Regions from separate parts of the Homo sapiens genome. Here region 1 is linked to region 2. Evidence: chromatin contacts called from ENCODE Hi-C or POLR2A ChIA-PET data. All regions are on one chromosome and are shown on one strand. The core of a region is the stretch at or near the end of the contact, and the rest is flanking DNA. Distances in the headings are between cores, read along the strand shown.

The links. A loop is a pair of places that touch in the nucleus more often than their neighbours do. ChIA-PET counts read pairs that join two places held with the same protein, here RNA polymerase II (POLR2A). Pooled maps may share reads with other maps.
Region 1: a loop to region 2 is called in a map of Caco-2, with 3 times the contacts of the local background. The contact joins two enhancer-like sites. A Hi-C loop is called at or near these places in 3 of 168 maps with a recorded cell type or tissue (Caco-2, GM11168 and ovary) and 2 of 50 pooled maps. POLR2A ChIA-PET finds 5 or more read pairs at or near these places in 6 of 52 experiments (A549, Caco-2, HepG2 and 3 more).

The regions. Positions count from the first base shown.
Region 1 is chr12:109,694,564-109,697,667 of GRCh38, reverse strand. No RefSeq gene overlaps it. Among named protein-coding and RNA genes, the nearest start is that of FAM222A, 18 kb to the left of the region's middle. RefSeq lists an enhancer at 1,027-1,836. Within about 2 kb of position 1,597, at least 3 of the 41 ENCODE cell types and tissues checked have a DNase peak (open chromatin) inside an H3K27ac peak, as active enhancers do.
Region 2 is chr12:109,596,606-109,599,771 of GRCh38, reverse strand. MVK (mevalonate kinase) reads right to left here. Exons shown (of 11, transcript NM_000431.4): 11 at 1,647-3,166. Among named protein-coding and RNA genes, the nearest start is that of MVK, 24 kb to the right of the region's middle. RefSeq lists an enhancer at 555-1,244. Within about 2 kb of position 1,916, at least 3 of the 41 ENCODE cell types and tissues checked have a DNase peak (open chromatin) inside an H3K27ac peak, as active enhancers do.

The DNA of each region.
Region 1 (3,104 bases), core at 348-2,847, 98 kb before region 2:
CCAGCCTGGCTAACATAACAAAACCCCATCTCTACTAAAAAAAAAAAATACAAAAATTAGCCAGGTGTGGTGGTGTGTGCTTGTATTCCCAGCTACTTTGAAGGTTGAGGCAGGAGAATTGCTTCAACCTGGGAGGTGGAGATTGCAGTGAGACGAGATCATGCCACTGCACTCTAACCTGAGAGACAGAGTGAGACTCCATCTCATGAAAGAAAAAACAAAAAAAGGAAAAATAAAAAAAGAAAAGGTCCTTTGATGAGGTGAGGGCAACACACTGGTACAGTCTGTCCTACTTCCTGGCCTCCTCATCCAAGGGAGGTCCCAGGCCGCAGCTTCCAACATGCTGAGCTTCAGGGACCCCCATCATCTTCTAATCTCTTCCACACTGATGCTGACCTCTCTCTTGGAAATTCTCACTGGGAGAAGGGCTAAAAAAGCATCCGCAGCCACTTACTGAGCACCTACTATGCGCCAGGCACTGGATATTCCTACCCTCACTGGATCCTCCCCACTGCCCTCATTTTACAGATGAGGAAATTGAGGCTTAGAGAGGGAGGACAGGGGCCCCCAAGGGCGCACAGCTGGAAAGTGCTGGGCATGGGACTAGAATCTATGACCCCCTGGCTCTGAAACAGCCTCTTCTTGGGTGATGACTCATGGCCTCTGTGACTCACAGAAAACACAAACCAAAACCCACCTCCCAGTTAGGCCCTGCAGAAGGGGAAGTTATTTAGGGGAGACTGAGAGCCAGGCAAAACAACAACAACAACAAAAACAACCTTGTAGAGACCACCTTTGATGACTACTATTGCTGTCTGATTAATGGTAATAATAACCCACGTTTTGAGTGTTTCCCACCTGCCATGCCCACTGAAGTTCCTCAAGAACTCTCTTAGGACAGGTTCAAAATGTATCCCCATTTTAAAGGTGAGGAAACTGAGGCTCAGAGAGATTAAGTAATTTGCTGGAGATCACCCCGTTGGGAGAGGCAGTACTATGATTTGAACCCTAGTGACCCCAAAGTGCATGTTCCTTGGCCAGAGGTCTTTTCCACGGATGGGATCAGGAAATGTTTGTTGATTGACTGATTGACTGAAAGAATGAATGAGCAAAAGAATGATTTAATGAATGAATGGCCAGATCTAGGATGTCTATTAGGGGTGGCAGAGGAACCTCCAAGTCCAACCCAGGCCACCCCCAGACCTTCCTCCTGACCTCCCACTGGGCCTTCTATCTCTCGGCTCATCCGGGAGTGCTGGTGAGTGGCCATCTGGTGGGGTGGAGCGAGGATAGGGGCTGGACTTCCCCAGCCTCTCTCCTACTCCGAAAGGCTCACACTCTTTGTGACTTACTGTTTGACTTTACAAGCTCCTTGGCTTTTATGAGGGTTATTTATAAAGCTCTGGGCTTTGATCCTCAGCATGAAAAAAGCCAACTCCTGTGTCTGAAAATGTCACAGGGATTAGGGGAGCCTTTGAAGTCCCCTCCTGGCAGTCGGCGCCTGCCCAGCTTCCCCTCCAAAGGGGCTCCAAGCCTGGAAGCCCTGGCCAGGGCCTAGGGGCCTTCCTCTGGGGTGGAAGTGTCCTCAGTCCAGGTGAGTGACAGATGGGGGCCTCCTACCCTTGGAACACTCCTCCCAGATGGGCACACTTCCCAGACCCAGGCACAAACAGGGCCTCCCTTGTCTCCAGATGTTGACAACATCTGTCTCTCGTGTTTATGGACAGCCAGAGGCTGCATCTCGTGTCCCTGAGCCCAGCAGTAGGGACTTTGGGGGTGCTAAAAATGGATTATTACCATTTTATTGGTAGGGAAAGCGACAAGAAATATAAATAGGAAGGTAGGAGGAACAGCTCTTAGCGAGGCAGGTAGCTGGGTCTCCTGAGGCTGTCTACTTCCTTCCGTCTTCCCAACCCTGGGGTCCAACGTTCCACCCTGCAGGTAGGGAGGGACTCCTTCGTTCCGCCTCCTGTAGTCAGACAGGTCACAGCTGGAGGGGTTTGGGCTAGCTCATGGCGGTGCAGTGGGGGCAGCGGAGAGATGGACCCAAGTAGTCCAGAGAAGCAGTGGTGTTTCCTGCTCCCTGCAATGCCCCAGTGGTGCGAGACCAGAGGGGGCGACAGGATGACCTTGTCCATCTCCTCCTCCTTTTTTTTTTTTTTTTTTTGAGACAGTCTCACTCTGTTGCCCAGGCTGAAGTGCAGTGGTGCGATCTCGGCTCACTGCACCTCCACCTCCCGGGTTCAAGTGATCCTCCCGCCTCAGCCTCCCAAGTAGCTGTCATTACAAGAGTGAGCCACCATGCCTGGCTAATTTTTGTATTTATTTTATTTTATTTTATTTATTTTTTGAGATGGAGTCTCGCTCTGTTGCCCAGGCTGGAGTGCAGTGGCGTAATCTTGGCTCACTGCAGGCTCCACCTCCTGGGTTCACGCCATTCTCCTGCCTCAGCCTCCCGAGTAGCTGGGACTACAGGTGCCCGCCACCACACCTGGCTAATTTTTTGTATTTTTAGTGGAGACGGGGTTTCACCGTGTTAGCCAGGATGGTCTTGACCTCCTGACCTTGTGATCCGCCCACCTCGGCCTCCCAAAGTGCTGGGATTATAGGCGTGAGCCACCACACCTGGCTAATTTTTGTATTTTTGGTAGAGACAGGGTTTCACAATGTTGGCCAGGCTCGTCTCAAACTCTTGACCTCAAGTGATCCGCCCACCTTGGCCTCCTAAAATGCTGGGATTACAGGTGTGAACCATCACGCCTGGCCCCCCTTTTTTTGAGACAGGGTCTTGCTCTGTTGTCCAGGCTGGAGTGCAGTGGCACAATCACTGCTCACTGCAGCCTTGACCTCCTGGGTTCAAGTGATCCTCCCACCTCAGCCTCCTGAGTAGCTGGGACCACAGGCACACACCACTATGCCCAGCGAATTAAGAAAATTTTTTTTTTGTAGAGACGGCGGGGGGGTCTCACTATGTTGCCCAAGCTGGTCTTGAACATCTGGCCTCAAGGGATCCTCCTGCTTTGGCCTCCCAAAGTGCTGGGATTATAAGTGTGAGCAAGCATGCCCGGCCTCCATCTCCATTCTTACATTCACAGTGGTCCAAG
Region 2 (3,166 bases), core at 667-3,166:
TGCCAGAACCAGGGAAATTCTCTGAGAACTTCAGGCTGCAGACCCTGGGAGCGGCTCCAGCTTATGACCTGAAAGGCACTGCTGTTCCCCTCGCAAAGAAGGTGTCAGTGCTATGTGACCGCCTCTTTGCAGAGGAAGCAGGGAGGTGGGAAAGCCGGTGGGCCTTAGGTGTGTTTCTCCAACAGCGACCCAAGGGGTCTCAACCTAGGGGCTTTGGACCATCTGGGCAGGGCGCCTTGAGCCAGCTCTGTGCACCATTCTGAAGTTTTGGGGCTCTGGAAGACACCCTTATCTCTCAGCATAAGACAGTTATAATAATGAGTATTTATTGAGCACTTACCGTGTGCCACGCACTGTGTCAAGGGCCTTCTGTATATTTTCTCATTGATCCCCACGAAACCTCCATAAGGTGGGTATTAGTGAATCCCACTTTCCCGATGAGGAAGCTGTGGCCTCCAGAGGTAAGCTGTCTTGCCCAAGGTCACATGGCCAGGGGGTGGGCAGGGCTGAAGTGCTCAACCACCACAATGGCGTGCAGAGATGACCCTGGGGTCATCCAGTTCGGTATCTTCAGCCCTGGCTGCATTTTCTTATTTTTTAAAAATATTTTTGAGACGGGGTCTCACTCTGTCATCCAGGCTGGAGTGCAGTGGCACCATCATAGCTCACTGCAGCCTCCAACTCCTGGGCTCAGGCGATCCTCCTGCCTCAGCGTCCTGAGTAGCTGGGACTACAGGTGTGCAGCACCATGTGGTGCTTGGTCACACGTTAGAATCACCTGGGAGCTTTTAAAAGATGTCTTTTTAAAAAGATACCGCTGAGACAGATTAACTCAGAATATCTGGGGTGGAGTCAGGAATTCGTGGGTCCTTAGGTGGTTCCGAGGTGCAGCTCTGAGAGCGAGAACCACTGCAATAGGCAATGAGAAGGGGTGACAGCCGCAAGTGCCAACTGTCTACAAGGTAGCCAGGAGTGTGACACCAGGCCCATATGGTGGCCGCAGGGGTGGCTGGGTTGAAAGGTTGCTCTGGCCAAAGCGCACCGGCAGCTGCTTCACTGGAGCAAGAGTGTTGAGCTGGCCCCTGCCCCAGGAGTGACATCCTGTCCCCAGGGAATGAGAGAGAGAGGGCCTCAAGGAGCAGACGGGCTCTGGGGGTCTCAGCCTCTGTCCCCTGCACCCATCTCACAGCTGCCGCGGACATCTATGGAAGCCTGGGGAGGCTCCCAGGCCCACCTCCTAAAGGCTGGAGGCTGGCTGTCAGCCAGCGCCATCACTGAGGGCACAGCAGCCTCTGGCCTGGTTGTTCATTAAAATCGCGTGGGGAGGAAAACATGCAGGTCCGAGCCCCACCCCGGTCAAATACATCCGAATCCAGAAAAACGAGCCTGAGCACAGAAAGCTAAAAAATCGCAGTGAGCCTGCACACAGAGCCGCACCCAGCAGACACACGTAGGGGCTAAGAGCAGGCTCTGGAGTCCATTTGAATCCGGCCTCAGATGCTGATGAGCTGTGTGGACTTGCACCAGTTACTCGATCTCTCTGACCTTTGGTTTCCTGGTCTGTAAAGCGGGGATGAGACTAGCAATGACACTGAGGTCGGGGCAGAGATGAGAAGGGGCGATGCGTAAACACGCCTAGTCCACAGTGAGCGTTCAGTATTAATTAGTATTACTGCTTTATGCGTTGTGTTTTGAAGGGAAGGGGCAGGGAACAGCCATCAGTGATCTGGGGCCATTTCTACAAGTTAAGCTGGGGTAGGCGTCCTCCCTTCACTCTCACGTTCCCAGCAGTGATCCCAGGCCGGGCCCAAGGCTGGCGTGGGGGTGGAGCTCGGCTCCTGCTCCTCTCACCCTGCAGGAAGACAACAGCAGGGAAGGCCGCCAGCTGCCCCCTAGTGGCCAAGGGCAGACGCGCACTGAATCGCTTTCACCTCATCCTGAAATCCCTGCGCCGGCCCCCACCTTTCCACTCGGCCTCTTTGCAGGTCCGTGGGTCCCAGAGGTTCTGGCTGGCAAGGCACCAACTACAAGGGTTTCCTGATGGCTAATGGCATTTCGGAAAGCACCAAGCTGACTGCAATATAAAGTTCAAATAGGGCCGGTGGGGGGCGGGGGTGGGGAGTGCCAGGCACCCGGGCCAGAACATTTGAGTCTGTTTTCTCCATCCAGCCAGTTCATTTCAGAAAGGAAGGCGCGCCCCAGGAGCGATGGCAGGTTCTGCTTTCCTGTCTTACACAGGTCTGTGCTCTCGTGGGTGCTTGTGATTCTGGAGCTAGGAAGCTCAACTTCTCCCTCCGCAGCAGCAGCCTAGAGTTGTGCTGATGGACTGAGAGCCGTGTCCCAGTCCCTCTCCAGCAAGGGCCATCTGGGAAAAGCCACCTCATCCCCAAGACGCACAACAAAGTGACCCCAAACCCTATTTCCCTCCATTGCTGAAGAGCTCCATGGAGGAAACAGCTGGAGAGGGGACAGGGACAGAGGGAGGTGCTGGTGGCCTGGAGTCTCTACTGTTGACACAAAATCTTTTTATTCCCCATTTGCCATCTTTTCCACAAACCTCTCAGGTACAGATCGGAAGAAAGTGCATATAAACCCTGCCTTATTTAACCAGGCCCACCGCCTCCGGGACAGCCCCTGGGGGAGCCCCATCCCGCTAGGTAGAAGGGAAGGCCACACCAAGTGCTGAGTGAGCCACCCAGACAGCAGGTGCTCTGGGAGGGAGGGGCGACAAGGGGTAGGGGAAGGCTTCCTGGAGGAGGGAGAGGCCTGGCCCTGAGAGACAGGGGGCGGTCCCTGAAAAGGGAGAGAGAAGGCACACTTCTCCGGGAACCAGGCCCCAGCACCTGAGCATTGGACCCAGGCGGCCAGGAAGAACACAGGCCAAGGCGGGGGCCTGAAGCAGATGGGACTGTGGGAGCTTCAGGGAAGCAGCCCTTCTCGCCTCAGGTCTGGAGTCTCAGAGGACCCTCCTAGGCCTCCTGCTCGGCTGGCTCCAGAGGATGCAGAGGGCAGACCATGCCTCCCTAGGTCCCACCGCTGGGACTGCAGAGCTTGGCTGGCATCGCCAAGCGGCTGGGGCCTCTCCAGCAGTGTCAGGAGCTGGGCGCTCGCTGGCCAGCACAGAGTCGAACTGCAGCCCCCAGAATAATCCAGAAAGGGGCATCTG